Linked DNA regions of Homo sapiens: region 2 is linked to region 1. Evidence: read pairs that join two places in POLR2A ChIA-PET (ENCODE). Cell type or tissue: A673. All regions are shown on one strand. Each heading gives the region's core, and the rest is flanking DNA. Links, peaks and the distances in the headings are about the cores only. Region 1 overlaps LOC105374308 (a long non-coding RNA gene). Region 2 overlaps DLG1 (discs large MAGUK scaffold protein 1).

Evidence for each region. ChIA-PET counts read pairs that join two places held together with the same protein. Peaks named below come from ENCODE experiments on the same cell type or tissue, not always from the same donor. Only the 100,000 strongest peaks of a DNase experiment are listed, where the experiment ranks them.
Region 2: POLR2A ChIA-PET joins it to region 1 with 6 read pairs; 2 of 35 experiments call an interaction of 5 or more read pairs at or near these places.

Annotation. Positions count from the first base shown.
Region 1 is chr3:197,437,360-197,453,905 of GRCh38, reverse strand. LOC105374308 (a long non-coding RNA gene) reads left to right here. Exons shown (of 5, transcript NR_189108.1): 3 at 8,583-8,885. Among named protein-coding and RNA genes, the nearest start is that of LINC02012, 64 kb to the left of the region's middle. RefSeq lists a silencer at 5,802-6,002. In A673, for the core only: no CTCF peak of the experiment used is centred there; a DNase peak (open chromatin) is centred at 7,855; H3K27ac peaks cover 1,117 bases.
Region 2 is chr3:197,171,208-197,187,753 of GRCh38, reverse strand. The region is part of intron 5 of DLG1 (discs large MAGUK scaffold protein 1); the gene reads left to right. Among named protein-coding and RNA genes, the nearest start is that of MIR4797, 110 kb to the left of the region's middle. In A673, for the core only: no CTCF peak of the experiment used is centred there; no DNase peak of the experiment used is centred there; H3K27ac peaks cover 253 bases.

The DNA.
Region 1 (16,546 bases), core at 4,803-12,802:
CTGATTTGCCATTTCTAAGTAGTTTTCCTGGAACACTCTGTACTGTCTTGGGGTGCTTACCCATTCTGTCTTGTGATGGAGACAGCTTTATGGCAGGCTGTGTCACGTGCTCTGCCATTTTCTCCTTGGAACCACTCCAAATGGGTGCCAACGCCTCTAGGCAGGAGCTGTGCTGGACATCAGAGTTCAAGGAAATGGGGATGGCATTGTTTTATTATTATTATTTTGAGACAGAGTCTCGCTCTGTCGCCCAGGCTGGAGTGCAATGGTGTGATCTCAGCTCACTACAACCTCCGCCTCCCAGGTTCAAGCGATTCTCCTGCCTCAGCCTCCTGAGTAGCTGGGACTACAGGCACCCACCACCATGCCTGACTAATTTTTTGTATTTTTAGTAGAGACGGGGTTTCACCATGTTGGCCAGGCTGGTCTCGAACTCCTGACCTCAGGTGATCCACCCGCCTCGGCCTCCCACAGCGCTGGGATTACAGGCGGAGCCAACAAGCCCGGCCTGGAAATGGGGATGGCATTATGAACAGGGTAATCTTTTGTTAATTCTGATTTCCATTTTTTGAAGTAAATCATTCTAATAACTTTGGTAATTCAGCTATTAATAGCAACACATTGCTTACCACATACTTCACAAGTGAACAGTGATCACACCGAAGTTGAAAACACTTGGCCTGTTGATTAAACAGGGTTTTCACTGGATTACACACTTTAAAACGGTGAATTTTAAGGTATGTGAATGAGTCCTTCCCCTGCTCAATGACAACAACAGGAAAAATTTTAAAAATAGGCTTTGGAGACAACTAGTTTATGTCCCAGCTTTGCCCTTAACAGGCCGTCTGGCCTTTAGGCAATTATGGTCCAGTCCTTGATTTCTCTGAATTTCCACTTCATCCTATGTAGAATGGGATTATGAATTGCCCTTCTTTCATTCCACTGATAAAAGAAACTCTCCACCCCCACCCTAGAGAGCGGCTGATCAAAATATCCCAATTCTCCTAGACACAATAATTGATGAAGACACGCTCACAAGACCCAAAGATGCTCAGTCAAGATTCGTGAGGAGGGGAAATGTGGATGCTGGGTCAAAATAGGGCTCTCTCCTTCTAAAATCATAAGACATAGCCTGGGGAGCGGTGGCTCACGCCTGTAATCCCAGCACTTTGGGAGGCTGAGGCGGGCGGATCATGAGGTCAGGAGATCAAGACCATCCTGGCCAACATGGTGAAACCCTGTCCTACTAAAATACAAAAAATTGCCAGGCGCAGTGGCTCACGCCTGTAATCCCAACACTTTGGGAGGCCGAGGCAGGCGTAACCTGAGGTCGGGAGTTTGAGACCAGCCTGACCAACATGGAGAAACCCCATCTTTACTAAAAATACGAAACTAGCCGGGTGTGGTGGCGCGTGCCTGTAATCCCAGCTACTCGGGAGGCTGAGGCAGGAGAATCGCTTGAACCTGGGAGGCGGAGGTTGCAGTGAGCCAAGATCACACCATTGTACTCCAGCCTGGGCAAGAAGAGTGAAACTCTGTCTCAAAAACAACAACAACAAACACAAAAAATTAGCTGGGCGTGGTGGTGTGTGCCTGTAGTCCCAGCTACTTGGGAGGCTGAGGCAGGGGAATCTCTTGAACCCAGGAGGTGGATGTTGCAGTGAGTGGAGATCGCACCACTCCACTCCAGCCTGGCGACAGAGAGAGACTCCATCAGAAAAAAAAAAAAAAAAAAAAAAAAAAGGCCGGGCGCAGTGGCTCACACCTGTAATCCCAGCACTTTGGGAGGCTGAGGTGGGCGAATCGCCTGAGGTCAGGAGTTCAAGCCCAGCCTGGCCAACATAGTGAAACCTGTCTTTACTAAAAATACAAAAATTAGCCGGGCATGGTGGTGGGCACCTGTAATCCCAATTACTCAGGAAGCTGAAGCAGGAGAATTGCTTGAACCTGGGAGGCGGAGGTTGCAGTGAGCCGAGATTGCACCACTGCACTGCAGCCTGGGTGACAGAGCGAGACTCTGTCATAAGATGTAAAGTTCATGAAATCCAGAGCTACTGGGGGTCATCTTTCCCAATATACGAGAGAACATACTGGAGAGTGACGCTAACATAGTGGAAATGAAGGGAGACAGAGAGGTTTCTGACGTTACCTGAGCCCGTGGAGCCAGCCTGGGCGGAAACCGGACAACTCCTGATGTTTTCATTCATGTGCACCAGTAATTCCTTTTTTTCTTAAGCTTGTTTGAGTTGGGTTTCTGTCATGAGCAACCCAAAGAGGCTTAATACAGAAATATATTGTATCAGGCTGTTGTGAGAATTACTCGTGGTAATACCTATAAGGCGTATAAGCAGGGACTAAATAAGCAGGGACAAAAAATGGAAACTTACTATTATTATTGATAGCATTATGCAATGGATAGGAACAACTTTGTATATGCTTAATCTTATTACCCTGTAGTAACAAAGATAGTACTAACTGAGTACCATATAAAGTAGAATCTCAATAAACATATCCTTATAGACAAACTGATATCTCTTTACCTTAGTATAGAATTTAAACATGAATTAATCTGAATTTCTCCTGCCTTTTACTCTTAGGAGATAGAGATGAATCTACAAAATGGAAAAAGTGTTGAACTTGGGAGTCAAGAGACCAGGATTCTAGTTCTGATGATGCCCTTCACATACCGAATGCCCTGGGGAAGCCGCTTCCCTTCTCTCAGCCTTGGGTTCTCCATGTGTCAAATTAGGCTGTGGAAAAAGGTATCAAGAGATACTTTTAATGGTCCATGATTTCTGGGGATTAAAATAAATTCAATCTCATACCCCTTTTGCATCCTGCCCACAGCCTCCCACAGTGACACATGATCAGGGAGAGTCAGGGTGCTTGCAAATGGCCATTTGCGTGACGTTTTATGCTCATGGGAAGATGCAAGGAAGTCAGTACTCTTCACTTGCTAATGTAAAAATGTTACTGAATACATCTTAGAATGACTTTTAAAGACAAGGCCTGAAATATAATTTCGTATCAGAAAAAAATGAATTGAAATGAATATTTTTCATTCATCAGGCATTCATTTAGGGCTTTCTAGGTACATCCTGTGCCCAGTACTAGAACAAAGGGACTAAGGCTCTGTTCCTGAGGTCAAGGAGAGCCTTGTCTTGCAAGGAATGTTCCCTGAATATCTTGTTCATCAAAATTTCACTGGAGTTCAGATTGAAATGGAGATTTTGATAACCTTATTGGGCCAGGCACTGGGTAGACAAGTTTGTTGACATCATCTTAACACTTGATTGTAACTTTTCTGTTCTCCCACCTCCCAGAAACACTCATCTGGCTGAACGGAGACATGAGCCTCTGTAAACTGATTCTTCCTCCACAAAGGGGCCCTGGCCCTCACAGCCCCATCCTCTTTCATCCTTGCTGCCTGATCCTAGGGAAGCTTTGCTCTGGTGGTGCCTGGAGCTGTGATGTATGCAGTCATTTGAAACCCCAGCTTTGTGGAAGACACGAGACATTGATTTTTACTCTACCATTTGGAGAAAAATCATTTTTATATTAGCAGAAATGTTGATAGACAAGGAGCAAAGTTTAAGGTTGGAATGACTTTAAGATTCATTCATTTTTTAAAAATTTATACTTATTGAGTGCTTACTATGTGCCAGCCCTGTCCTAGGCCCTTGGGGACTGGTTGGTAAATAAAGCAGATAGAGTAGTCGATAATGCCTGATATAGTTTGGATGACTGTCCCCTCCAAATCTCATGTTGAAATGTAATCCCAATATTGGAGGCGGGGCTTGGTGGGAGGTGTTTGGGTCTCGTGGGTGGACCCTCATGAATGGCTGGGTGCTGTCCTAGAGGCGGTGAGTGCGTTCTCATGAGATCTGGTTGTCTAAAAACATGTGGCACCTGCCCCCTCTCTCTCTCGCTTCCACTCTCACCATGTGACACCCAGCTCCTGCTTCACCTTCCACTGTGATTAAAAGCTTTCTGAGGCCCTCACCAGATGCTGATGCCAGCACTATGCTCCCTGTACAGTCTGTAGGACCATGAGCCAATTAAACTTTTTTTTCTTTTCTTTTCTCTTCTCTTCTCTTCTTCTCTTTTCTTTTTGAGATGGAGCCTTGCTCTGTCACCCAGGCTGGAGTGCAGTAGCGCCATCTCAGCTCACTCCAACTTCTGCCTCCTGGGTTCAAGCGATTCTCCTGCCTCAGCCTCCCAAGTAGCTGGGACTACATGTGTGTGCTACCACGACCAGCTAATTTTTTATGGGTTTCACCATGTTAGCCAGGATGGTCTCAATCTCCTGACCTCGTGATCCACCCTCCTCGGCCTCCCAACGTGCTGGGATTATAGGCGTGAGCCACTGCACCCAGCCAATTTCTAGTGTTTTCTTTTGATTCTTTCTTAGAGTTTCCATCTCTGAGCTTACATTAACTCTATGTCCTTGCAGTAGAATCCTGCATGTATTAATCATAGTCATTTTAAATTCCCTGTCTGATCATTCCAGCATTTGCATCATATCCAGATCTGGTTCTGGTGCTTGCTCATTTCTTCAGACTTTGCTTTTTCTTGCCTTTTAGCATAGCTTATAACATTTTTTGAAAGCCAAAAATGATGTAATTGAGTAATAGAAACTGATGTAAATAGCCCATCAGTGTGAGATTTATGTTAATCTGGCTAGAAGTTGGGCCATGTATAATGTTTTCTGTATGCTGGGGCTTAGAAACCAATACCCCAAAATACGGCATTTTGACATGCTGAGCTGAAGAAGCTTCCAGGTCTCTCTGACCTCCCTCATCACTTTCTCTGCCATATAACTTGAAGTTCCTTTATCTGCCTATCTACTGTGGAAAATGAGTCCAACAACCTAAGCACACCTGAACAGACACGTTACAGGTACAGTGACTGTCTCAGAGTCCTGAATCGATTCACTCTTCCTAGTAATCCTCTCAAGAGAATTCCTCTTCTGCCCGCTACCATAGCCTGTTTGATCAGGATGCAAGCCCCCATTCTATCGGTAACCTCGAGATGGTATACAAGCTTTTGTACATCACTGGGAGGTTGGGTCTTCATTCTGAAGGCTCCCATGTATACACATTAAATAAATCTGTATGCCTTTTCTCCCATTAATCAATCTGCCTCATGTCAATGATGGTTTTCAGCAAGCCTTTAGGGGGCCAAGGGCCTTGCTTCAAATTCCTATTGTCCTTATTTTTGTCTCCTCTTTAGAAAGAATTTGTGTCTTCAAATCTCTCAGCTGTAATACACTGTACTAAATTACACTGGAGCCCTTTTGGAATGGTGGTGGAGGAAACCAGAATAATTTCACACCAAAATACATTGCCGCAGTATGATGAGTATTTTGAATTAAGGCTCTTAGAGATCAGCAGATGCAGGAATGGGTTTTTTCTTAGCTACATAAAAACTGGACCCACCAAGGAGAACAATTGCTTCCCATCCCCTCCCTGAAATCTCAATGTCTATGACAGAGATGAAGGCTGAGGAATGTAACCACACCAGGATGGACCTTTTCATCAGATATCTGTCTCTCAGGGTCATTCACATTCCAAAGAGAATCATTTACAGATTAACTTTTGATCCACTCATTCTCCCTAATAATAATTTATTGATCCTCAAAAGAAATAACATGGCTTTTCAAATTAGATTCAGAAAAAAATAAGAAAGAATTACCTACATTTCCCATTTGCTCCCTCCCCTATGAAGAAAGTTATATAAACATCTGGATTCCATTGGGTTATTGGGTGATCATTCTCCTGCAAGTCCCCCATGCTACGCACAGTACAATGAATTTGTACTGTCTTTGTCTCTGATTCATCTGCCTTTTGTCAGTTGATTGTCAGCAAACCTTCAGAGAGCAAAGAGGAAGTTTTTCTTTGTTCCCTACAGTGACAAAGTGTAGAGAAGAGAAAGTCATCTATAATCACATGATTAAATCATCGTCTTTTTTTTTTTTTTGAGAAGAAGCCTCGCTCTGTCACCCAGGCTGGAGTGCAGTAGCACAATCTCAGCTCACTGCAACCTCCACCTCCCGGGTTCAAGCGATTCTCCGCCCTCAGCCTCTTGAGTAGCTGGGACTACAGGCATGTGCCACCATGCCTAGCTAATTTTTGTATTTTTAGTAGAGACGGGGTTTCTCCATGTTGGCTAGGCTGGTCTTGAACTCCTGACCTCAAGCAATCTGCCCACTTCAGCCTCCCAAAGTCCTGGGATTACAGGTGTGAGCCACCTCCCCCAGCCAACCTCTTTTCTTTATAAATTACCCAGCCTCAGGCATTTCTTTTACAGCAGTGTGAGAATGAACTAATACAATGCCCTCATGGAGCTCACATTCTAGTGGAAGGAAATAGAAAAAACATGTGGTATTTCAGATGCTGACAAGTGCTGTAAAGAAAAATAGAGCCAGGTAAGGAAGTGTCCAGCTTGCAGAGGACTCGTTCAGCCTTCACCGTCAGAGTCCCTGGATCTCCTTCTTGTCTCTGCCACAAGGGTTACCTGGGCCAAGCATTGGGGTGGGAGTTGGGGATGGGGGTGGGGATTAACCAGGAAATGAATTGGCTTAAGAAATGCATCTTGAGCACCCAGAGGGAGGAAATGCTGAGGGAGGGAGGAGGTGAGCTCGCCCACCCCATGGTACCTCCCAGCTCAGAACCCACACCCTCTGGGGCCCCAGTCAGTCCTTCAGCCTTCTTCAGCAGGCTTCTGTCTCTGTTTTTCTACCTGCTCACGTAGTACAATCCCTGCCTGAGTGTCTCGGAGGCCCAGGGGGCTGCTCTGGGGGGCTTCCTTCGGATGATCACTCGTTTTCACTTGCAATTTCACCTCATCAGCTATTCCCCCAGCTCCGCCCCAAACCCTTTGCCCTTATAGCCAAAGGCAGCCATGTTCTCTGTCACCAGCCCATCTCCTATGCCACAGAGCTTTCACGGCTAAAGAGCTTTACTTTGCCACTCTCCTAACCACGCCCATGGTGGTTTCTCGTGCCTCCCTCTAGCAAAGCCAAGGAGTCGTCGTAAGGCAGGTCAGAGAAGGGAGCTTGATGAGTGGCCGGGGATGGGGAGCTGGGAGGTTGGTGACGTATTGCACACAGAACGGGCTGTAAGCCAGTGGTTCTTACACCTGACTATGCATCAATCACCTGCAGGGCTTGGTAAAATGGAGAGACTGCTTGGCCCCACCCCCAGTTTCTGATTCAGTAGATCTGGAGGGGGGCTCCAGAATCTGCGTGTCTAACAGGACCCCAGGCCATGCTGGTGCTGCTGATCCTGGAGCCACACGGAGACCCACTGCTCCAGGCCAGCTGGCAGGGCCGGCCAGGCTCACCCTCTGAGCCCCCGGCCTCTTCCTGGGCTCTCCCCTTCTAATCTATGGACCTTGCTCTTGCTTCACTTCCTTCCCTCGTCAGTCATCCGATGATTTTCTCCCCCCGCCAGCCCCTGTCCCTCTAAAAAATGCTTCTGGAGTGTGATCTGAACATAAATTATACCAAGTTGCAAGTGGCTGGTCATCACTATCATCCCTTCCAGGAATATTTGAATTTTAACGGTCCAATAACCTGCAAAAACTTGGGTGGTGGACTTCAGGCATCTGCTAGTGAATGGTGGCTGTGTTCGGGGGCTCAGAGCCTCTGAAACTGTGTAGGTGGCCACTTATCCTACACTCTCCGTGTGCCTGTGGGGGAATGTCTCCTACCCAGCCTGGATAAGAATTTAAATTCCACGTCCCTCTTCTTCAGAAGCAGTGAGGCAGAGACGCTGCTACTGAAGAGGATATCAGCTAATGTCAGTAATTAAATCCCCCAAGGAGACAGGAGTCTCTGTGTCTTTTGTGTTCTGGGAGTGGCTCTTGCTTCAGAGGGAAGAAAGAAAATCTGTTGAGACAGACTCTGGTTCTCCTGCTGAGGGAGGCCCCGCTGTGGTTGCATCAGGGTCCAGGTCTCTCCCTGAAGAAGAAACTCAACCAAATTTTCAAAATTAAGGCCACAGCTCCCCACCTCAGGTTTAAAATGAAAGAATGGGAGGGCTTAGAAGTTGGACAGGGATACATAAGGAAGAGGCCGGAAAAGAAGGCAAGCCATGAGAGTTCAACCATGGCCAAATTGCCCATCTGTCCAGAACTTCTCCCCTGAGCACTTGCCCTCTAGTCCTGGGAGGCAGTATTTGGCCTCCCTGCCTCTTATCCTACTCCTGAGAAGAAACAGCTCCTGGAAAGAATAAAACACTGGAAGGAGAAGGAGCAGAAGAAGGAACAGGGCCTGCTGGGTAGGCAGAGGGTGTTGTCCATCCAAGTTGACTTAGGAGGACAGCAATCTGGCACAGGTCGGCCAGCACTGGCCTAGGAGCCAGAGGCCTCCGTTCTTGTCTTTGTGTGGCCTGGAACAAGTCACTGTCCTCTCCACTGCCCTCCAAGGCATCGGCTGAGACAACCTCTGGGTGTCCCTTCAGACTCTGAAATCTTACCACTTCTTCTACCATCATCATTTGCCATGAGAGGTGCATGAGAGATAAGAGTGGGTTCATCAGAACTCTTCCGATGACCTTCATTTTTTCCATCTCTTCCAGCCTCGGATGGAATTGCACTCAAGGACATGTCTGCGTCAAAGCTTTTCTCCAAGTTCGTCTTCAGTTGCTATTTCTGAAGCCACATCACACCCTGAGAAACTCCTCCCTTTTCCTCTACCCTGCTTCTCCCCCCGTCTGTCTCCTTCTTGTCACTTTTAGTTGGTTTTGCACGGGAACTCTGAGGCCATCCCAGCTGCCCTTGTCTGCCCGTGAGAATCCCCTTCCACAGCGCCTCAAGAGCAGGATGGAAGTTCCAAGAGTATGAATTCATTTCATGACATGTACCTTTTGCAACATACCCCGGTAAGTGTGCATGTGACAGTGTGCACGTGTGTGTATGGACATTTTGGGCCCGTTATAAAATGGCAGTTAAGAGCTCAGGTTTGGCTGGTTGTGGTGGCTCATGCCTATAATCTCAGCACTTCGGGAGGCCGAGGCGGGTGGATCACCTGAGGTCAGGAGATTGAGATCAGCCTGACCAACATGGTAAAACCCCATCTCTACTAAATACAGAAAAAAATTAGCTGGGTGTGGTGGCTCACGCCTGTGATCCCAGCTACTCAGGAGGCTGAGGCAGGGGAATCCCTTGAACCCAGAGGCAAAGGTTGCAGTGAGCTGAGATCGCGCCACTGCACTCCAGCCTGGGCGACAGGGCGAGACTCTGTCTCAAAAAAACAAAAGCAAAAACAACAAACAAACAAACAAAAAAGAGCTCAGGTTTTAGAGCCATACACACCTAGTTTACATTCTGCCCCAGCCACTTAGATAGTTGTGTGACATTGGGCAAACTGCCTAACCTTTCTAAGCCTCAGTTGGCTCACCTGCACATTGATAATACACACCACAAGAGCTTGCCGGGGGCCACTGCCTGCTTCTTGAAGATAACAGTTGTTTCTGAGATATCAGAAAGTTCCATCAGTGTCTTGGCCAGGCGTCCTCTCTTGTAGATAGTAGCACTTCCTCCTACTGTGGCTATCTCAGTGTAGGCCGCCTTCCCGTACCCCCCCCACAACACCTGGAATTCTGAGCCAAAGGCCCCCAGATAGGATGACATCTTAGCGGCCAGTGGGTAGAAGTGAGCCCTCTCCTCCGGACCCACTGACTCTTCAGGCCCCACAAGCTTACACATCAGGCACATGTAGATTTCTTTCCTGAAGGATCAGGGTGATTTCATAGAGTAGCAACAGAACCTAGAGCACGCATCTACTTAGAATTTTTCCTGAATCTCACAAGGACAGACTTAGATCTTTATAAGGAGGGCCTACTTGGAGTCCCCCTCCACTCCTACACATTTGGACCTCAAGTACAAAGGCATGCTGTCCTCTTTGGTCTGTGCAGGGCCTGCTTTTGTGTTCATTATTTATGTTTATTCTTCCATGCACCCCTCCCATTCTCCTTCCCCCCATAGGCAATTATGGATTTAGTATATATCCTTTTGTATATTTCTTGCAAACCATATGGTGGTATTTTCATGTGTTTTTGTTGTACCTAAATGGTGTTGTCTCACATAGTGCATTCTTTCCCTCCTCCTTCCACCCAGCACTCTGCCTTTATGATCCATCCACATTGCCGTGTGTTGTTCTAGCCAGCTTTCCCTCTTCACTTTCCCCGTGACACACTCTGGGTGACTTTCAGTTTCCCCGCCACGAGTAACAACACGGCAATGAGCACCCTCCAAAAGCACTTCTGCTCCCTCCTAACCGGACTCACCTGCTCTCAGGTTGGTCCGTGCAGTCTCTAACTTTTGAGTCTGAAAACTCACAAAGCGCTCTCTCTCTCTTAGATTTTTCTTGAGTCATGAAGCCCACAGTAACACCCAGGCGGCATAGGAATGAGCGTTAATGTTTGTTCCACCTTTTTTCTCCTGGGGCCCCAGGGAAGAGGCTTCTAGACCTCTGGTCTCAGACAATAAGAGCCTCTTCTGTGAGTTTTTGTATCAGGCTCAGGTTGCTTTCTTCGTTTGATTGAATAAAGAAAGCACGTGTTCCAAAGGCAAACACGTTTCCCCCCTCAGAAACAGTACAGTCTAAAGCCATAAGGAATCTTTCCTTCATCAACCACACATTCACCCTGCCCTTGGAATCCTGTTGAGGAGACTTGGGTCTCTTTTTGTCAGTGGGGAGTGAGGAGAAGGCTCAGGGAGTTCTGCTGATGCTTCAGAAGAGCTACTCTTGATTTTCATGGCTGCTCTGAGCTCATACATGAGGAAAGGCATAGGCCTCCATTAATTTTTTTCATCAGTAATTGTCTTCTAGTCAAGAAGAGCTTCATGGTTTGCCAGTTCCTCGCAAACAGGAGCTTTAATAGGACTGAACGCTATTCACTGAATGCTGTCTATTCCTAGTGGGCAAAGTTGTATGGATTTCCCGACATCTTCATTGTCCTGGTCCATCTTCTTCGCTCAGGCCACTTCCTCAACTTTCTCAGTCAAACCGTCTCTTTTTGGGAGGTCCAGAGGTGTTGCACAAGACTCAAGGAGCTCTACACCAGGAGCCAGTGGTCCTGGCCTGGACCCTGACCTGTCTCCATGGCTTGTGTGATGCTGAACTACTGGTTGAAACTCTCAAAGCCTCCATTTTCTTGTTAAAAGACAGGTGGAGTGAGGTAGGGAGTAGTGTTGGAGATTTAAGGCCTTCTGAGTTGTTTTGTTTTTTTTTTTTCAGACAGGATTTTTCTGTGTCACCCAGGCTGGAGTGCAGTGGGGCAATTACAGCTCATTGCAGCCTTGACCTCCCTGGTCAAGCAATTCTCCCACCTCAGACTCCCAAGTAGCTGATTCTACAGGCATGCGCCACCACAGCTAGCTAATTTTTTAATTTTTTTGTAGAGATGGGGGTCTCACTATGTTGCCCAGGCTGGTCTTGTACTCCTGGGCACAAGTCATCCTTCCATCTCGACCTCCCACAGTGCTGGGATTACAGGCATGAGCCACCGCACCTGGCCATCTTTTGGTTCTTCACATCTGTGTTTTTGCAAAGGCTTTGGTATTCCTTTGCCATCTGCCTTCTCCCTCCCCACTTTAACTATGCCCCTTTCTGATCCCAACCCTCCACCAGCCCCTCTTGCCTCTCTAGCTCCCAGCCTTCACCTCTCACCTCTCTCCCCTGTTCGTTCTCAGATACATTTTCTCCTAAGAAATGTTCATACCCTGCTAGCCTCCTTCATGGAAACAACTGTTCTCGGTATGCAGGGTCTCCCCTCCTCTCCTGACCTCTCCTGACCCTCCTCTCAGTCACACAATCCTCTGAGGTTTTTATCAAGTAAGTGGAAGCCGAGTGCTTTGAAGTAACTTGATTTGCCCTGAAACCACCTCAAATTCTTGGGGCTTCTCTTGATCAGGAGTAATTCTGGGCTACCCTGGAGCTCTCATGGTCACACAGGATCACAGGCTACCCCAGAGTCCTCTAGGTCTTCCCCAGATCTGCTTCTTAGGCTAGGAGAAGACAGGAACCAACAAATCTCTTCTATGGCAGATTGCTATGCCTCTCACCCTTTCCCCTGTCAAATCAAGCCCACAAGGATTTCTTTTTTTCTAAGAACTGTAGGCTACCACCTCTGCCTAGACTCACTCATGTATCCTTTCTTTTTTCTTTTTCTTTCTTTTCCTTCCTTCCTTCCTTCTTCCTTTCTTTCTTTCAGACAGGGTCTCACTTTGTCACCTAGGCTGGAGCACAGTGGTGTGATGTCAGCTCACTGCAACCTCCGCTTCCCGGGCTCAAGCTATCCTTCCACCTCAGCCCCCTAAGTAGCTGCAACCGCAGGAGTGTGCCACCATGCCAGGCTATTTTTTGTGTGTTTTTGGTAGAGATGGGGCTTCCTCATGTTGCCCAGGCTGGCATGCATCCTTTCATGCATTCACTCACTCATCAAACATAAGGGGAAATAGCTCAAGGATTCCAAGATGGGTATGTGCAAAGACCTGGCCTTCCAGATAATGATGACTGAAGATCTGGAGACAGGGCCCATCCCCTTCTAACACACACAGTGGTGGAAAAATGGGACTAGAGGCCGAGTTAGGGTTAGGGGAGGTTTTGCCTGAAGCCTTTTGCTGAAGCTGTGATCACTCCATTGCAAGGTTGTTTGCAAGTACACGCATTCCTTCCGACACAGCAGCATATACAGCAAAGCATGAAAATCAATAGGACGAGAAAGACCAAGGATTGTGCAGTGATAAATAGGTGTATTTATCAGCTTGCCCTTCTGTCTGAGCTCCCTGTCTTTCCAGGCCACCTTGCCCTCCTTTTCTCTCTAGAACCCATCTTGCTGCAATTCACAGGGGACAGTAAGAGGGTGGAAGACATCCCTGAGGGGACTTAGTGCATTACACATGGGGACCCCCACCATGACTTTGCCTAAGTCAAGCAGCGAGATGTCCTGTCTTCTTATGATGTCATACGCTGAAGTATTCTTTCAAACTTCTTGTTATCTTGGAACCACATCCATTTGCTCGATATCTTTTTGGTTTGTTTGTTTGTTTGTTTTTTGAGACAGAGTCTTTCTCTGTCACCCAGGCTGGAGTACAGTGGTGTGATCTCGGCTTGCTGCAACCTCCACCTCCCAGGTTCAAGTGATTCTCTTGCCTCAGCCTCCCAAGTAGCTGGGATTACAGCGGGCCACCATGCCTGGCTACTTCTTGTATTTTTAGTAGAGATGGAGTTTCACTATGTTGGCCAGGCTGGTCTCGAACTCCTGACCTCAAGTGATCTGCCCACCTTGGCCTCCCACGGTGCTGGAATTACAGGTGTGAGCCACCCAGACTAGATATCAATTTTTAGTTCTGAAGACACCCCAATTATTTGGTGTCACGAGTAGTCATAACACTAGACCATATTTTAAGGAACTCTTAGATAAAGAAAGACCAAATACTTGATAAAGATATGTAATGCAGTGGCAAATTTATGTACAACTGCTCAGAGGTGAAAAAGAGTATGTGGAGGTTGTTCTATGACTGGCCTAATCTTTCTTGAGAGTCCTCTCCCTGTTGTACAGTGCAAGTAAAGATCATGAGCACTTGACAATGAACAGTAACTCATTTGACTTCAGTTTTGAGAGGCTCACTGGGGCAAATGCTCAGAAGTGCTGATTTCTCTCCCGTCCCCCTGTTCTTCCCCAAGATGGCAGCAGGGTGGATGGGGAGTAGCCTTGGAGTTCTTGCTTGTCCTGTGCTGGCCTCTGGGTCTTTGTGGGTTCCTGTTGCTGGCCAGGTATTTGATTGGTTTATGATTTCCACAGTGGACCTTGTGGTTCAGTCAGTGCCTAGCGCACCCCCTTGCTGACTCAACACCTTCTGAGTCTCAGCTACATACCCCTCCAGCCTAAGACCACCCTATTCCTCAACGTGGATCCCGCATGTGAGGCCCATTGGCTTTTGCCTCAATGACCATCTCTATGTCCCAAGGGGTACATAGGAACCTCTGGGCTCTTCCATAGGGAACCTATGCTCCCTTGCGGGAGCATTGACACAGGCCTCTCCCCGCCTCACCACCGTATGTGAGCATTTTTCACTCTTAGTATGGCTACCCCCTCTTAGTGGTGGGGCCTGCAAGCTGATCTCACAAATGCCACCGTGGAATGGAAGGCGTGTTAAAAAAAAAAAAAATCTTTGCTTTTGCTTTCCCCCAAGACTACCTAACAACCCCTAATCCTAATCCACAGTCTTGGATTTCAAGCTTGGGGGTGGGGCTGGGGGGCCAAAAATCTCAGGTCTGTTTCCTTCCCCTATTTCTCTCTTTTCCTTCTCGCAGTGTCCACTGGAGCAAGAAGGGGAGGCTCTCACCTCTTTGCTTTCTGTTATGTCTTCCATCGTCCATAGGGCAGTGACCCTCATGGCTTGGCCACAAGAAAAGCAGGCATCTTCTCTAAACTATGGAAGAAATCATGAGGTGGGGCCCCCAGTCTTTTGGTATGGGAGATGCCAAACAAACAGGAAATAAAGACACAATTGCACTCCTTTACTATCTCCCGAATAGCTCCATTATGTTTTACATTTATGTATGATTCCTAGTCTTTCTCCAGATGAGTATTGTTGTCTAGGAAGACATAAATGTTAGGCAGATAATATATATTTTTAATTTCTACTCTATGAAAGTCACTATACTGGGGAAGGGGAAAACAAATGATAAGACATGGTCTCAGCCCCCAAGGAACTAACATTCTATGAACTGTGATAAATGTAAACCAGGAACGGAGGTGCAGCAGGAATTGTAAATGCTTGCATGGTGCAGTGCAACAGCTGACGCAAGAGGACTTGGTGTGCTTTGAATGAGATGCAAATTGAACGGGGATTGAAGAAGTCACAGATGACTAAAATGACTAGGATTTCAAGACTGGATGTCAGGCATATGGAGGTTTGGAGGTGATCTGGTTTGGTTTTGTATGCTCTGCTGCTAGAATTGTAGCTCTAATTGCTCACCACACACCAGGCCTCGTTCCTGGCTGCTCCTCGGAGTTCAGTGCACATGAGGCTGATGCGTGGATTTGCCCCCTACATGCCTGACTGGTTTTTAAAGAGAAAACAAGTCCATAGCAAAACTTGACTCTTTCAGCGTTTGCCAAAAAGACAAAAATGGCTTTTGAAAACCCAGAGCTCACCTCCCCTTTTCCCAGCTTCATCATTGACAGCAGCAATGATGCTTCATCATTGACAGCAGCAGCAACAGCTACAGCTACAGCTTAAGATACAGCTAGAGCTCAAACAGCCCCAGACATGGATTATGGAGAGCCAGCAGGGCTCCACTGTAACCCCAGACACGGATTATGAAGAGCCAGCAGGGCTCCACTCTAACCCCAGACACGGATTATGGAGGGCCAGCAGGGCTCCACTCTAACCCCATACACGGATTATGAAGAGCCAGCAGGGCTCCACTCTAACCCCAGACACGGATTATGGAGGGCCAGCAGGGCTCCACTCTAACCCCAGACACAGATTATGAAGAGCCAGCAGGGCTCCACTCTAACCCCAGACACGGATTATGAAGAGCCAGCAGGGCTCCACTGTAACCCCAGACACGGATTATGAAGAGCCAGCAGGGCTCCACTCTAACCCCAGACACGGATTATGAAGAGCCAGCAGGGCTCCACTCTAACCCCAGACATGGATTATGGAGAGCCAACAGAGCTCCACTCCAACCCCAGACACGGATTATGGAGAGCCAGCAGGGCTCCACTCTAACCCCAGACACGGATTATGGAGGGCCAGCAGGGCTCCACTCTAACCCCAGACACGGATTATGGAGGGCCAGCAGGGCTCCACTCTAACCCCAGACACGGATTATGGAGGGCCAGCAGGGCTCCACTCTAATCCCAGACATGGATTATGGAGAGCCAGCAGGGCTCCACTCTAACCCCAGACACGGATTATGAAGAGCCAGCAGGGCTCCACTCTAACCCTAGACATGGATTATGAAGAGCCAGCAGGGCTCCACTCTAACCCCAGACATGGATTATGGAGGGCCAACAGGGCTCCACTCCAACCCCAGACATGGATTATGGAGGGCCAGCAGGGCTCCACTCCAACCCCAGACATGGATTATGGAGGGCCAGCAGGGCTCCACTGTAACCCCAGACATGGATTATGGAGAGCCAACAGGGCTCCACTCCAACCCCAGACACGGATTATGGAGAGCCAGCAGGGCTCCACTCCAACCCCAGACACGGATTATGGAGGGCCAGCAGGGCTCCACTGTAACCCCAGACACGGATTATGAAGAGCCAGCAGGGCTCCACTGTAACCCCAGACACGGATTATGAAGAGCCAGCAGGGCTCCACTGTAACCCCAGACACGGATTATGAAGAGCCAGCAGGGCTCCACTGTAACCCCAGACACGGATTATGAAGAGCCAGCAGGGCTCCACTCTAACCCCAGACACGGATTATGAAGAGCCAGCAGGGCTCCACTCTAACCCCAGACATGGATTATGGAGAGCCAACAGGGCTCCACTCCAACCCCAGACACGGATTATGG
Region 2 (16,546 bases), core at 4,762-12,761, 270 kb after region 1:
GAAAAATTGTTAGAACAGTAAATCGAACAAATAAAAACCTCAGCCTTTTCCCAAAAAGTTTGAAATGTACATGAAGCAACAGGGAGGACAGTAGGAGTATTATTGAGTGTATGGGAGGATGCAGTGATCATTGAAGAAACAAGTAATTTATATTTGGTTTTTGTCTTCAATGGCAAGGAAAATTATGCTCAAACTATTGTATACAAAGTAAACATTACTAAGAGGGACTTGAAATCAAACAGAAAAAACAGGGTCAATGAGCAGATAATTGTGCTAAATAAGTATATTTCCTAGCATTTTATTTCATCCAGTAGTATTGAGAATATAATGAAATCACTAGCAGCTCTTAGTAGTTTTTAAAAAATTGTAAGAAATGGGAGTGGCAGAAAAATGGACACAAGCAAATATAAGCCTTTTGAACCAAATGCTAGAGGAATAGAAGTTTTCCTGTTTCTAGTATATAATGAGCAGTTTTTGAAATCAACTTTATCTTTACATCTCTGGAACATATAGAAACATGATTGAATTTTATCATGGACCTGGTATACTAAGGTGAGCATATAGTTTGCATGCACTGACCACTAGATGGTGCTCATACAGAAGGGATTTTGTATGTGTGACATTGAGGGTTTTCTAGATAAATAGCAAATCTGTGTTCTTGTCACTCTTCTCAGTCTTGTCTTATCTCAATACAGTTGTATGTTTTGAAATTTAATAGCCCACATTAGAAAAGAGTAATAAAAATGCCTGTTATATTGCATTTACGTTACATTAGCTTTGTAGTTACTTTGGGTTTTTGGTGGGTTTTTTTTGTACTTTAGAGTTTCAGTATTGCTTTTCCTCTTGTCCTTTACCTTTTTACATTTTTCACTAAGATTATTTAGTAAACTGGGCATGGTGGTAACCTCAGCTACGTGGGTGGCTGAGGCAGGAGCATGGATTGAGCCAAGGAGTTCAAGACCAGCCTGGGCAACGTAGTGAGACTCCGTCTCAAAAACAAACAAATAAAAGATTATTTAGTATTTGCCTTTGTTTCTGTACCTAAAGACTGCTGGGTTTGTGACTTTAGAAACGTACACAAATAATTGAGAGCCTATCCAGTATAAATTTTTAACTTTTTATTACCATTTAATATTGTAAATATTCCTCATAGTCATAAATTTTTCATAATCATGTTTTGAATTACATAGTAATCCACTGAACTAATCGTATTTAGTTTACTAACTTAAGCTTTCTCTATTGTTTAGGCTAGAATTCTATAGATTATATTATCACTCTGAAAAAGAAAACACATTACGGAAAAAAGAATATTCTTTGTATATCATATTAAGATGTTAATAGTGATTCCTTTTGGTGGTTTAGATTGCATACCATCTTTTCATCCATTATTTTAAATAGGTTTTCCAGGTTTTTCTTTAATGAACTTAAATTTGGTTTTAATGGAGTTTTTATCTTTCATCTCTGCTGTGTAATGAGAGAGGATATTCTAAAGCAAAGAACAGTTGGTTGCCTTCCGCCTTCCACCTCCCAGTCTAATCTCATGTGAAACCCCTCTTGTGATTTAGGTATAGATTTTTTGTGTGCATATACTGACTACTGGCCAATGGATGAGGTGTTCCTAGATTTTTGTAGGTCATGTAACAGGACATTTTCATAAAGAAGTCTTTCCCAAAACTTGAAGTTGTTTTCTTGATGTGAATGGATTTGGATAGGAAATTTGCATCAAGAAGTATTTCTTCCCTGTACATTGGGGAAATATGGGAGGCAGTGATCTGTCAACTTTAGATTGTACCCTAAGTTCTTTGGCTCTGTAGGGTAAATAGATGCACACTAAGAGCCTACCATTGACCCCTAAGTTCTCTGGCTCTGTAGGATAAATAGATGCTCACTAAGAGCCTACTATTGTATGTCTTTTGGTACTGTTTACAGTTTGAGGTAGGAGATTTGCATTCAACAGTTGTATTCAGTATCTTCATCCATACTAATTCAGAATAACAGAACCCATATCAGTTTTCTCCTCCCCTTGAAGTTTTCATCAGACATGGATCAAGGCACATATTTTAGGGCCAGACCAATTACCGTAGCATTTATATAAACCACACTAATCAGGTCTTTACTAGGTACCTGGTCCATAACAAAACTTGAATTTTTTTCTGGGAGGTTTCATTTTTTCCTTCACAAGAGGATTCTTAGTTACCTGTCCGCCCTTAGTATTTTCTTACATTCTCTACTCCGAATTAGATAGGATCACTCTGGGGCCATAAATTGTCAGCTACTGCCGGCACAGTCCTTGGGAAGAAGCACCAAACTTTCTGGTATAATCTCTGTCACAAAATATCTTGCCCTCAAGAGTCCCACATGGCTCTCACCCTTACTGAGCACATGTTCACTTCTCAGCAGACGCATCATAGAGACAGCATTAGCATGTTTTCTTGCGGAGTCAAGATTTGCAGTGGACCTCAACATTGTAGTTTGACAAAAGGCTGCATCCAGTTGGTGCTGGTAAGCACGTAGACAAGGAAGATTCTGTCAGTCCACATCCGAAAAAATATCCATGGCTGAGGTTGGGACTTACGATATGCTCTTATCAGCTTAAAAATTAGATTATTCAACCAATAGTAAATTATCAAGTAGCGTTTTTGTTCACATATTGTTTTAAAATGACCATTGTTGTAATTACTAATATAGCACAGTGTTAAGAGGGCTTGCTTGGGAGTTTGTGGTTCTCAAACTTGAAGGTACTTAAGAGTCACTTGGGAAGCATTTTAAACATAAAAATTCCCAGGTTCCCCCTGCCCGTAAACATTTTGATGGGGAGAGGATACACCAATCTGCATATATAACTAGCGCCCCAGGCAATTCTCAGGCGAACTATTATGTTAACCTAAATATTAGATGTTAGAATATGTTCCTTTAGCAATCAGGTGATAGTATTTGGTGAACCAGAGTGGTATTTATGTAGAGTTGGATAAAACACATTTCACTGATTATAAAACGAAAAATTTACCAGCGTTAATTCTTTCTCATTTTTAGAAATTTATGACCTTGTAATATGAATGTTTATAAAATACTAGAGAGATGATGCTGATAATTTCTTGAAAGTTCTTTTTTATCATAAAGGTTCCAGAAGCAAAATACTTGTTTTAGTAATTAATCTACCTTGAGACCCAGTTGTTAATCATTAAAAACCAATACATTACATAAAATGATAAAGGAAAATCCATTTGTAATGAAGCGCTATCGTTAGATAGTCAGAGTTTAATGTAGGCAGCACCTTTGAACAACTTAGAGCCAGTGCCAGATAATGTGTAAGATCTGCCTGGTGTAGAAATTTGGATATGAATGACAAAGATTCTTTTAGTGAAATCATTTTAACAGTCAGAACTATTTGCAGAGAGAATCCTCTTATATGTTTTAATTCAGTTCATATTTATAATTTATATAAGCAGTGAAGGTGCCATTGGATTTTACTACAGACTGTGGTTGAAACTTGGTAATCCAGGGTTTTTCCACGCAGTGCATTAAATCAGGCAGCCCCACAGGGTCTTGGTAGTCCAGTGTTTATAGCATCCTTCTTTACCTGCTAATCGACCTCACTTCCTGGATTTCAATCCATCTAGTTATCAGCTAACAAAAGAACAGCTTTTGGTTCCTGCAGACGCTGGTGAAAAAATAATCATGAGAAAGAAATCCACCTTATGTCGTCTTTTTTGTCTGCAAAAATAAACTCAGCCATCATACAGCTAACAGGTACAGAGGGAAGATACGAGCTCTTTCATAGGAAGAAATCACTGAGAAAATGAGCATCATTTCTCAAGGTTTTTATTTTCACTGATCTACAAGTGATGCTGCTGTAATTGTAGCTGCAGTTTTTACCGATCATTCACCACTCAGCAGCTGGTAGAGAAGTAAGCCTGCTTGGCAACCACCTGCAGGGCTGCAGAGATGAATTACATTTTCGGAAACAACACACTTCTATACTCTCGCGGCAGTCGAGGAGGCAATACTAGCTCTAGCCATGGCTCAGCAGGCCCAAAGCAGAAACACTGGGCAAAAAAGGGCTCGTCAGATGAACTGCAAGCTGAGCCAGAACCTTCACGCTGGCAGCAGATAGTTGCATTTTTCACTCGAAGACACAGCTTTATTGACTGCATCTCGGTAGCCACCAGCTCCACCCAGGTAACATACCACTTGTTGAAATTATTTTCAATCTATTTCTGTTTACGTTTGCTCTGTAAAAATGTCTTAATATAGATTTTTTATTTAAAGAATAGCCTTGAAACCTTGGATGTGTAGAAATGTATGTTTTCTGTCCATCCGTGTAGGTCTTTAGCACAAAAGGGGGAACAAGAAATATTTTTCCTTATGCTCTTATGTAATACCAAACAAAATAGCCTCAGATTCAATTGAATGACTTTTCTAAAAATATAAGCCCATTGATACATAAAATATGAATTAATAATGCTCATCTCCTTTTTAGACTGTGCTAAATGCTGTAGAGTATGATGTCTGACCAAAGAAAATGCTGATTTGTTTAGTTTTTGTATGTTATTAGATAACCTTAGGGAGACTGTTACAGTAAAGAAACAGAAGATACTTTGAAATATTTTCATTTTTCAGTGTTTTGAAAATAGATTCAATTTAATATAATTGGCTAGTATTATATATACTGACATCTTAGCTATATTATGGCTTATTCAAGGGATTTAATGAATCGTTTTTTGTAAATATTATTTATCTAGCTTAATTTGAAATTAAGTGAACTTGTGCAATTACACAGTCATGGAATATTTTTTCACATAGTCAAATCACAATTTAAAGAGATGAGCAAATACTAAAAGTCTCTCAAAATTAAAAAAAATCACATAACACCACTTTTTGAGGAAATGAGCTATTGTCTATGGGAGGAAAAATAAAGAAAAATTAATAATTGTTTGAAATACCTATTGTTTGCTACAAGGGTGGTTTGAGGAAATATTCATATTTCTAAATATTTTTAAGCAGTCAGTTCAACTTTAGTAAAAATAAAAGGACGAGAAATGGTCTAAAAACAAGTTGAGAATGCATTTGTCCTCTGACATCAGTGATATTTAAATTAGGAAAATACATACATACACATTCCTTAGGACCTTTTAAAATAAATTCCCTTAAAGCTGTCTTTTAAAGAAAATAATAGAAGCAGCTCAATAAATATAAACTATAACTGTCAACAGTTCTATATTTCTTTATATGTTTTTTATAAATTTCTTTACTGTTTTTGGTTACTAGAATTGTCTTTTAATGGTGTTGATTTAAAATAACATCAGCTTTCTTAAGTAAGAAATTCTACTTACTTTTCTCAAATATTTGGGAGAAATGGAATTACCTAGGAAGGGGGAGTCATTATGTAGGCATTGAGGTTAAGTTACAATCAAAACTTATTGAATGGGCAACGATTGATTTAACTCTTAAATTGAATACTGCCCCAAGAATTTTACTAACCTTATTTTGACTGCAATTACATATATCACGAAAGGATGCAAAGACTAAAGGTTGACAATGTTATTCATTGTAGATTAATACTAGATGATATTTTCCATTGTCAACAAGACAGATATCTTTAGAACTTTTTATATATATATATGGTTTATGTAAATGCACACCCTTCTATATATGTATGCACAGATAACACTAGCATTGATATATCTGTCACTCGGTTTATTAAAAGCAGGCAAATGAAAAGACAGGAAAAGTAGTTCATGTATAAAGTGTTGAAACCACAGAGTTACGTTATAGCCGCTTGGGAGTAGGAGCAGAACGTTGCTGTGATTGCGCCAGAAGAGAGTCATGACCCCTGTTCGCAGTCAGCTCTGCAAAGCCATTTTACATGACAGCCCCCACCCAGTTTGGTTCAGAGCATTCCTGTATGCTAGTATATGAGTTATTAATAGTTTTTATTTCTTTCAGACCTCTTTCCTGATTCTCATCTTGTCTTTTTCATTACCTTTCTATTTTATTTCTAGAAATAGGAGTATTAGGGTAGAGGTTTTAGCTTCTGTTTTTCTTGCACTGGAGTACCAACATTTTGTTTTTCATTTTATACATTTTTGTAACTGATACATTGGATAGTTTATATATCTTAATTTTTTTATAACTTACTGGAGTTGATTTGACAAGTTAAAATATAATGGGACTGAAAAATAACTTGAGATATAATTGGATCTTACTTGATACTAGAATACTTTTTTAAATTGCACTTACTGACTCATGGCTGGCAGCTTTCTTTTGCAGCACTAAGGGATTTATTGTTAGAAACAACGTAGATTGAAATTTCATACTTAGAGCATATAATATATACCTATGAATATAATAAGGTCATAGTGTTTTGTACTGCGATTGGTAAATAACAGAGGTCTCTTATTTCACTGATGTCAAAAATACTCTAAGATTTGACAGAAAGATTAACTTTGAATCTAATTCCATATGACTAAGCCACATGATACTTTTTGCAGATTGGAGAGTTGTTATAAATCAAGTTCTATTAGTATGAAAACTATCTGGTTTAGTATCCCCCCCAAATACAGTATGAAAAGTATCTGATTTAATATCCCCCCAAATATACACAATACATAAAAAGAACCTGTACTTATTTTACAGATTCATTTAAATTGCTTGTCTGCTGGAGGTATTCATGTTCATAACTAAGATTATGTGCCATTTTCTACTATGATACTGGAACTCAGGAGGAAGTCATTAATGTTTTTTGAATGATAAGGAAACTGAGTGGTTATAAACTTTTGCAAGACACCTAGCTTCTCAGTTAGGGTTTGGCATGTAGTTGGTGTTAATAAATGCTTATAGAATTAATTAATTTTTATTCCATTCACCTCAAATGTTATCTCCTGGCCTTCCAAAATATGACACCTAATCTAATACCTCTTCAGTACCTGTATTGATTGGATCTTCTCTCTTCCCTCACAAGTGTCTTTGGTTTTTCACAGCAGCCCATCTCCTTTTCCACTGCCTTTTCTTCCCCTCCATTCTTCATACTATCCTCCAGTCACACTGCCCCGATTCCCCTGATTTCCTCACCCCTTTCAGTCCCCACTCAGTAGTGATAACCAAATAGCTTACACACTGTCTCTCAGTTTTATCATTTCATTGTATCTCATTTTACATTGTGGGTTTTTTGAGAGGTTGTTTTATTTTTTAATGTTAAATAAAAATGAGTTTCTTATGAATTACATTGGTGAAACTTTTTCAGTTTGAGGCTTCATAGTGTTTTTGTCCTTAATTTCAAACGATTAGTATAGAAAAAGTTCTCTATGCATTGCGAAGCCCTCCTTGGTTCCGCACCCTCAGCGTCCCTCCTATTCTTGTGTTGAGGGTCACTCAATAATCGGCCCCGTCCTACTTAGCATACACAGTCCTGTTCCAATCTGGGACCAGTTTTTATATTCAGCAGGGTTTTATAGAACTCCAGCACAGTGCTGCTAGACTTTACTTGATTAACGCCTAGGTGAAAAGTTTTATTTACTTAGTGATATCGACGTTTATTAATGTCAGTAGTAATCATATGAACTTTAAATAACTGTGAAGTGTTCAGTCATTTTGAATGTGTGTATAGCAGCTATTCATACATTTTGGACTACTTGAAAATCTCAACATATAGAGCACTATAAATACTCAAAAAGCCCCCCCCCCCCCAAAAAAAAAACACAACATGCCAAATTAAGCTGAGAGCAGCAAAGCTGTATTCTTAGGAATATGGAACAGACATGAAAACTTGTCAGAATTGAAATAGAATAATAAAGTTTTCTTAAAGAGTAAATATTAGCTGAGTTGAATAATCTGCTTAGAGGAAAAACCCTGTCCTAAGTCAAAAATATAGGAAAACATTGTTCAAGTGCCTGTGTGGAAAAATATTTAGGCTAATTTGTACACTTTAAAAAATATTGTTTGTCTGAAACAGATGCCTTCTGAGTTATAGAGGATTTAATTTTTAGAGCTATGCATTGGATATATTGTCCAATAGAGAGAATAACAGTATCAGTGTCATTGAGTCACTTCTACCAAATAATTTAATGTATATATTAATAAAGTACTTAGGACAGCATCTGACACAGAGTAAGTGCTACATTAGAGTTAGGTGCCCCTGTTAGCTTATTTTTATATCATTTAACTCTAATAGTATATGAACAAATTCAGATATAGATTATTAGGAATTATTGCACCTAGGATAGCGCAGTACATTCAAACATTCAGTAAATATTGTTGACTGATTAAGTTAATTTGTAAGTACAAGCCATCCACTTTTTTTAAGAACCAGAGATCTCAACACCTTTAATTACAGGATTTAAGGGAGGTGCCCCAAAGAGCCTTTGAAATTCTTGATGAGACTACCAGTTTTTTGACCTTTCCTCCCCTCCTAGCACTCCCTTCTACAAATTGGTGAAAACCAGTCACGTGTAGATGACTAAATTTAAGTGATTATCCACTTGGTACCAAGCTCCCCTAAGCATCCCCCAAACATATCATGAGGACTATTTTTAGATCCTAAATCCCTTTTAGCCTGTCACCACAGAAAGTCCAGACCATCCGGATTGCAGCTCTGCCTTCTCTATACCAACTCGCAGACTGCACGTTAAACTTCCAATACCTGATTCCTGGTCTTATTCTCAAATAAATAATCTTGCTTTGTGTTCCAGCCTGCTAAAATAAATGAACTGTGTGCCTAAAGCTTACCCATATTCACTTCTGTACTAGATCGTAGTCCCTTTGGTTGTTCAAGAACTTCTGAAATCCCTTTCTCTCTTCACTGCATCATCTGTCTTGCCTCTGTACTGCCCCTAGACTTGCCTCTATAAGTCCTATCAGGATGTACACCTGCTATAATATCTTTCATTAAAACAACCATCCAAAAAACCCTCGTTGTGTGAGTGTAGATTATCAAATCCAGTGGCCAGTTCTCAGTGTTCATTTTACTTGACCCTACAACAACTGTTAACACAATTGATTACTCCCTCCTCTAAATTCTTTTTTCTCCTTTGACTCGTGGATAGTACTGCTCTTTTAATATTCTACCAGCCTCATTTTCCTTTATAGTATCCTCCTTTTTCCTACTGCTAAATGTTCAAATGTCTCAGGGCTCAGTCTTTGAACTCTCTTTTTATACTCACATTTCAGGTGATCGCATCTAGTCCTATGCCCTTAAATACCATCAGTATTTCTCTTTATTCCAGAGTTAATCCCTGTACATTAGACTTTTATATCTAACTTTCTACTCAGTATCTCCACTTCGGTTAAGCATCTGAAAGGTAACATATTAAAAAGAGAATTTCTAGTTTTATTGGTCTCAATCTTCTTTATTCAGTATGCCATTCACTAAGATGCTGAAGACAAAAACCCTTAAAATTATCTTTTATTCCTTTTTTCTTTGCTCCGTATCCAGTCTGATGCCAAATCCTGTTGGCTTTTTATTCAAGATATATTTATGATTTGGCCACTTTTCAACACTTCTGCAACTACTGATTCAATAATATGTTGCCTGAACTACAGCAGTAGACATCTAACTTCTCTCGTTAATATTTTTTGCTTCCTCTAAGGTAGCACCCCTTCACTCCAGACATTACTCTGTCTTCTTACCTGATTCTTTATTATACATTTTTTACTGTCTTTTTACTTGACTGTCAGCTCCATGTGGGTGGGATTTTTCTGTTATGTTTATTGTTGTATCCTCAGTTTCTGTGACAGTGGCTGGCACACTGTAGATAACCAGAAAATATTTGTTGAATGAGTGAAGAGACAGGGACATACGAACTTGTGCTAAGGAGGGCCCAAGCAGGTGTGTTTGTCTGTCTTTTCCCTTAGACTTTCTGTGAAGCGCGCATCACACTTTATTTAGCATTGTAATAGTTCTCTAACTGATGATTCTTACTTGCCCTCTGAGAAGAAATACACACAAGGAAATGAGGTAGGGAGAGAAGAGAATTCAATTTCCTCAAAACTGGGATAACTATATAACTCAGACCAAACTAGGATACTTTAATGAAAAGAGGGAATCATTAATAATTAAAGTGAGACAACAGGCATAAATACAGACTTCCCAAGTAAATAGAGGCATATGGGGTCACTCTGTTATAACCATTTATTTTCTGACTATTCCCACCAGGCAACAGGTCTGAAATTCACACCAAGACATCTCCATCTTGGACCATCCTAGATTGATTGACCTAACCGTGTTATCGGTACATACCACATTCATTTTGTCTCATGTGTAATGATAATTGTGTTTTGATAAAATATTTTTTCTTCATCTCCAAGGAATGGAATTGTTCATATTCATTAGTGTAGTGCTTTTGTACTAAAAAGTAGACTACGTATAGGGTAGGTAGACAATCTTCTTAAACTGCTTTGAAAATACTGACTCTAATTGATAGGTTATTTTCCAGAGAAATTGGTGGAAATAGTCTCCTTTGGTATTGACTCCCCAAACATTCACAGTTTGGATGGAAACGCTGTTGTACTGGCTGTGAGATGCTGACCCTTGGCAGACACATTTGTTTCTTAATTTTCTACTCAAAAGGCTACTAACTTTGCGAAATTAATATGATGACTCAGACTTGGAAATCAATTGTTCCCCCTTTGACACAAAAAATATTGTAGGATCTATTTTATGTTTCTGTTTTTCTGGAAACTTTTACAGTGCACCTACATGTACTGACTCAAAAATTGGTTCTTAAACACTGTTTCAACACATTTTTATCATTTGTACAATAAATAAAAATAAATAAAAAATAATATAAAAAATAAAAATAAAATTTATATCATTTGTTCAATAGGACACTCTAGAAAAGCATAGAGATGAAGATTAAACCAAAAGTAGTTGGTTACAATGGTTATATAAGCTTTTTTAAATTACAAAATTGACCATACGATCCAGCAGTTGTACTCCTTGGTATTTGCCCAAATGAATTGAAAGCTTACATCCACCCAAAAACCTGTACAGAGATGTTTATAACAGCTGTGTTCATAATTGCCAAAACCTAGAAGCAACCAACATATTCCTCAGTGTGTGCATGGATAAAGTGTGGTGCATTCAGACAATGGAATATCACCCAGCACTAAAAGAAATGAGCTATCAAGCCATGAAAAGACATGGAGGAACCTTAAATGAATATTACCAGGTGAAAGAAGCCAACCTGAAAAGGATACACACCCTTGTTTCCAACTAGATGACGTTCTGGAAAAGGCAAAACTATGGAAACAATAAAAAGATCAGTGGTTGCCAGGGGTTAGGTGAGAGGGATAAATAATAGAGCACAGAGGATTTTTAGGACAGTAAAGCCATTCTGTATGATACTATAATGGCGGAAACGTCATTAAACACATGTCAAAACCCATGGAATATCCAGCCCCCACAGTCAACTCTCATGTAAATTATGGACTTTGTGATGTGGCAGTGTGGGCTCATTGATTGTAACAAATGTACATTAGAAATGCAGGGGTGTTGATTATGGATAGTTTATGTGTGTGAGCAGGGGGCATATGGGAACTAAAACTGCTCTAAAAAAATATATAAAGTCTATTAAAAACTATAAAATTGGTGTCTTAATGTAGATTAGATTGGCTTAGCTTGAAGACATTTGAAATTTATGATATAAGGTCTTTATAGTTAGGAAATGTGTTTTATTCTTCTTTGTAGCTTCTGTATAGTGTCTTGATTGTTTAGATGGCGTTTCTGTCAAGGATAGATAGGCAAAAAGAAGTTTCACAGGCTATAATTTATATATTCTAAATATATTCAGAGAAGTTTTAAAGTTAACCTTTAAAATAATGTGTTAATAACAGTGCTGAAAAGTGACTGAACCATGCTTATGGGATCAGGGCAAGTCAGCCTGAGCAACATTTTTCTCCTGTATTTTCAAGTAATGTTTGTTTGCATGAGAATTGTACTTCATACCTCTTATCACGACTCTAATTCAGTAGTCATTTGGATAATGATTTTGTTTAATGTCAGCCACTAAACTGTAAGTTTCACAAGAGCTGATGCTACAGGGTGTGTGGTTTTTTCCCTTGGTATCCCCAGAGCCTCGCATGGAGAATGCACTTGATAAATATTTGTTGAATGAATAAACAGATGTTATACAGGTGTTAATTTTTATTTAATCTGCTGTTGACGAAGTGGAAGTTTGGAACTTCTAAATATTGTTGGATCACTGTAAATTTCCCAAGCCATTTTTATGTAACACTATGGCTTAAAAACTAGCAAGTCTATGTTACCAGATTTTGTAAAGTTGTGAATTTCAGAAGTAATTCAGATCCTTCTGTGAAAAAATTGTGAAGCATTTATACTCTTACATATCTGAAGAACTTAAATTTTTATCATGAAAATTTTACTTAGTATCAGTCTCTTTAAATAAATTTTCTTAAATTATTCCTTGTACTTCCTGGCACTATTATTTAGATAACATTTCCAGCCCTCCATTTTTATAGCAAAGTTTAGAATTTTGATAAAGGTAAAAATAGTTGTTCAGACTATGTAGAGAACAGTAGCCTACAGTTACCACCTTTTAAAGAAAACTTTAAACCAACTGATGTGGTAATTTTAACAGGCGTATGCAAATACAAACCAACTGGCAGTGCCACCTGGGAGCAGTGGAATTTTATAGAAGCCTATACACGCAACTTGCCCCTCCAGGCATTTATTTAAAAGATTTTCCCTCCTCACTTCGTAACAGGAGCACTTCCTATTCATTCTTTTTCCTTTAAGCCCCAATTTGGTAGCATTTCTGAACAGTATTTTCAGTATCTGTGAAATCAAAACTCTGACTTCTTGACTGGAGCAGCTTTGAAATGTGAAGAAGTTACAGCTGTGACAGAGTGGAACCAAATGATTGCTTTACAATTTGTGTTGTTTTGTTGTTCTGAGAAAAAGAATTGGGGATTATAACCTGGTGTTTAATTATTTGTTAATTTTTTTTTAACAGCCACGTTCAAGAGCAATAAACTGGCATTTAAATTAAAACAGATCCCACCCTCATTTATCTGTATATAAATCTGACTAATCTTGGTAGGATGATCTGATGTATCAAAGGGTTATAAATTTGGAAAGAAATCAGTTGGAAAGTATTTTGTAAGATAGAAAGAAAACAAACAAGATGCATATCAATATTAAGAATTAATTGCTTTAGCCAAACTAAGTACCATAGCAGGATTTTGAAGGGAGAACAAAGAAAAGAGAATAAAAATCATATCATTTTAATCACTTTTTTTCCAAACTGGAAGGCTATATTCAGTATAGAGGCAAAATTTTTTCAGTTGTAAGAGCACAGCTTTATTATATAGACTTTTTAATTAAAGATATTTTAAAGAACTGTAGGTGAAACTTGAAATTTCCATATGTATATCTTGTTTCCTTGTTTTTTAAATTGTCGCTTCCATGGTTTTTGGGGAGAGAGAATTGGCTTATTTTTATTGTAGACTAAGAATTGCAACAGAATTAAACCATTTATAGTTAGTAAAAGTTAACTTAGGTGTCTTAAAGCCATTTTCTATTTTCTTCATTGACTTATTTAGCCTTTTCTTTCTCCTTTTTTAAAAGCAGCTAAAGCAGGAGTCAGCAAGCTACAATCTGTAGGCCAAATGTAGCCTGCCACCTGTTTTTGTAAATAAATGTTTTGTTTTGTTTTTGAGACAGAGTCTCACTGTGTCGCCCAGGCTGGAGTGCAGTGGCGCGATCTCAGCCCACTGCAATTTCCACCTCCCGGGTTCAAGTGATTCTTATGCCCCAGCCTCCTAAGTAGCTGGGATTACAGATGTGCACCACCATACCTGACTGACTGGGTTTCGCCATGTTGGCCAGGCTGGTCTTGAACTACTGCCCTCATGTGATCTGCCTGCCTCGGCCTCCCAAAGTGTTGGGATTATTACAGGCATGAGCCACCATGCCTGGCTTGTAAATAAAGTTTTATTGGAACACAGCCATGCCTATTTGTGTATTGTGTATGACTACTTTTGAACTACAATAGCAGTGTTGGATAGTTGCAACAATTACTGCATGGTCCATAACGCTTCTTTTTTTGTCATTTCCAAAAATGTTTGCTAACCCCTGATCTAAGGATTGATGCAGTATGTATTTCTTTTTACAGGTAATATATATTGTCTTTGCAGTAAAATGTAGTGGTAACAATAAAGACAAAATCTCTTTTTGAACTATTTTAAAGAGATAAGTAAAGAGTACTGGGTAAGTGTACCATCTTTAGAGGATGATGACCTGGATTTAAATTTATATTCTGCCATATCGCCTGTGCCACCTTGGGCAAATTACCTCCATGCGGAGTCTGTCTCCTCATCTGTAGAAAATGGGGATGAAAGTGTTATCTTTTTCAAAATTTAATGAGAATTAAATGAGACAATATGTGCAAAGCACTTATTATAATACATTAATTACATCAGTGAGGTCATCATCATCTTTATCAACTACCCTTTTATCCACCACTACCACCGCCACCACCATCATTTTCATTTCAACAAAATATTCTGACCTTTAAATGAGGAATCTAGAGATACGGAGAAGCAACCATGTTTTAGCTAGAGGGTTGGTAACTTTAATAGGGTGCAGCCAGGGAAACAGAAACCACAGCAACTAACAATAAAAATACACTACATGGGATTGGTTAGATGAGTATTGGAGAACTGGAAAGGCAAAATGAGAATGCCAAGGTAAAATCGAGACTAACTTACAGAAGTAGCTACCTGTAGGGGAACAAAGGACCCAAGCTGAAATTAGTGGAACCTCAGAGGAAGGGCACCATGGATTTTAAATATGAGCCCTCAGTAAGAAGTTGTACTTCCTAATGCAGTTTGAATAGAAAAGCGATGAAAATATTTTAAGCAAATATGCTTGACCAAGACATGTTTATTTTCAAATGGGACATTATTAGGCAATTCATTATTGCTAGATAGAGAACAACATGAAACTGGCAATTTTTTACATTTTGAAACTTCTGTTCTAAGGTTATCAAACTGTAAAACATCTTGAACACCTTCTGATTGGTGGTGGCTGCCCAGAAACACAGAAATAACCTTTTAGCAATGTCTACTATGTATATTGCATGAAAGTGGGTAGGGGAAGGAAGACTGTACCTACCCAATCTATTGCCCAAGTCATTTTAGAGTGCTGATTAAGTTGATTTCTTTTGACAGTCGCATGGTTTTATTCATTCAACAAATATATATTAAATACTTCCTGTGTGCACTTTTCTAGGCACTGGGCATATAGGAGTGAACAGAACAGAAATCTGCTCTAAGTAGAAGAAGACAGATAATAAATATAATTATCCAAAATGCAGTCACATGTCAGTTAATGGGAATACGGTGTATATTTATTTTTGTATATAATTATACAGAAGATAAAAAGTATAGTATAATAAATATACAAACCAGTAAAATAGTTGTTAATTATCATTCTGAAGTATTATATACCGTACATAATTATATGTATTATACTTCTGTACAACTGGCAGTGAGGTATATTTGTTTACGCCAGCGTCACCACAAATGTAATACATTATACTGCAGCATTACAATGGCTATGACATCACTAGGCAGTAGAAATTTTTCAGCTCCATTATAATTTTATACATGTGGACCATCATTAACCAAAATGTTGATATGTGACGTATGAGTGTATATGGTATTCTGGAGGAAAAATAAAGGAAAGAAACAATAGAAAATGTGTGTATTTGTGTGGGGGAAATAGAAGAAGGCAACTTGAGAGAGTGATAACAGGGACCTGAATCCTTACAGACTTGTAGAGGGTGAATAATACAAGGCAAATCTGATTACTGGGAAGCATTAAGGGCCCATTTTAGGTTATTAGTCATGAAGTCTGTGGTTTTGCTTATTTCTCTAGCCACATTCTGATAAAAATCAGGTAAAAAAGCACATTATTGCATTTGGTAATTTTATCCCCATTTGTCAATTATGTAACCATATATTGAAGTTTTAGTGTCTGTTTACTTTGAAATGTTTCGTGTTTGGCTCATCCTTTACTAGGACAAGATTGTCATCTGAATGCTGATAGAATACTGTCTTTTCATAATGGAGGGATGAGAAACCTTAACTGAATATTGTGAGTCTCACAGGTAGAGATAGATTCATGAACTAGATGATCTGTCTGTGTGAACTAACACACTTGTACTCATGTTTCTGTAATGGAATTAATTGCTAGATCTGTTTTCCTATTTACCTTGTTTTGTTTTAAATTTAATGATTTTAATACCCTTAGTGATTTGTTTAAAAATGTGTTTAGTTTTATAATTGTTTGCTTGTGAGATAGTTATGACATGGAAGTCATATGAAGCTGGTTCAAATAACATATTGTTGGTTTTTTACTATACCGGCTTATGTGAAAGATACCTGTTTGCAGTGACAGGACCAAAGGACATTTGAATAAAAAAACAGATTTAAACCATAAAAATCAGCTTTTTCTGAAGGTACTGGGCCCCCGTTGAGTACAGTGATTCCTAAGCAGAGTTTTTATAAATCTACTGTGCTATATTTT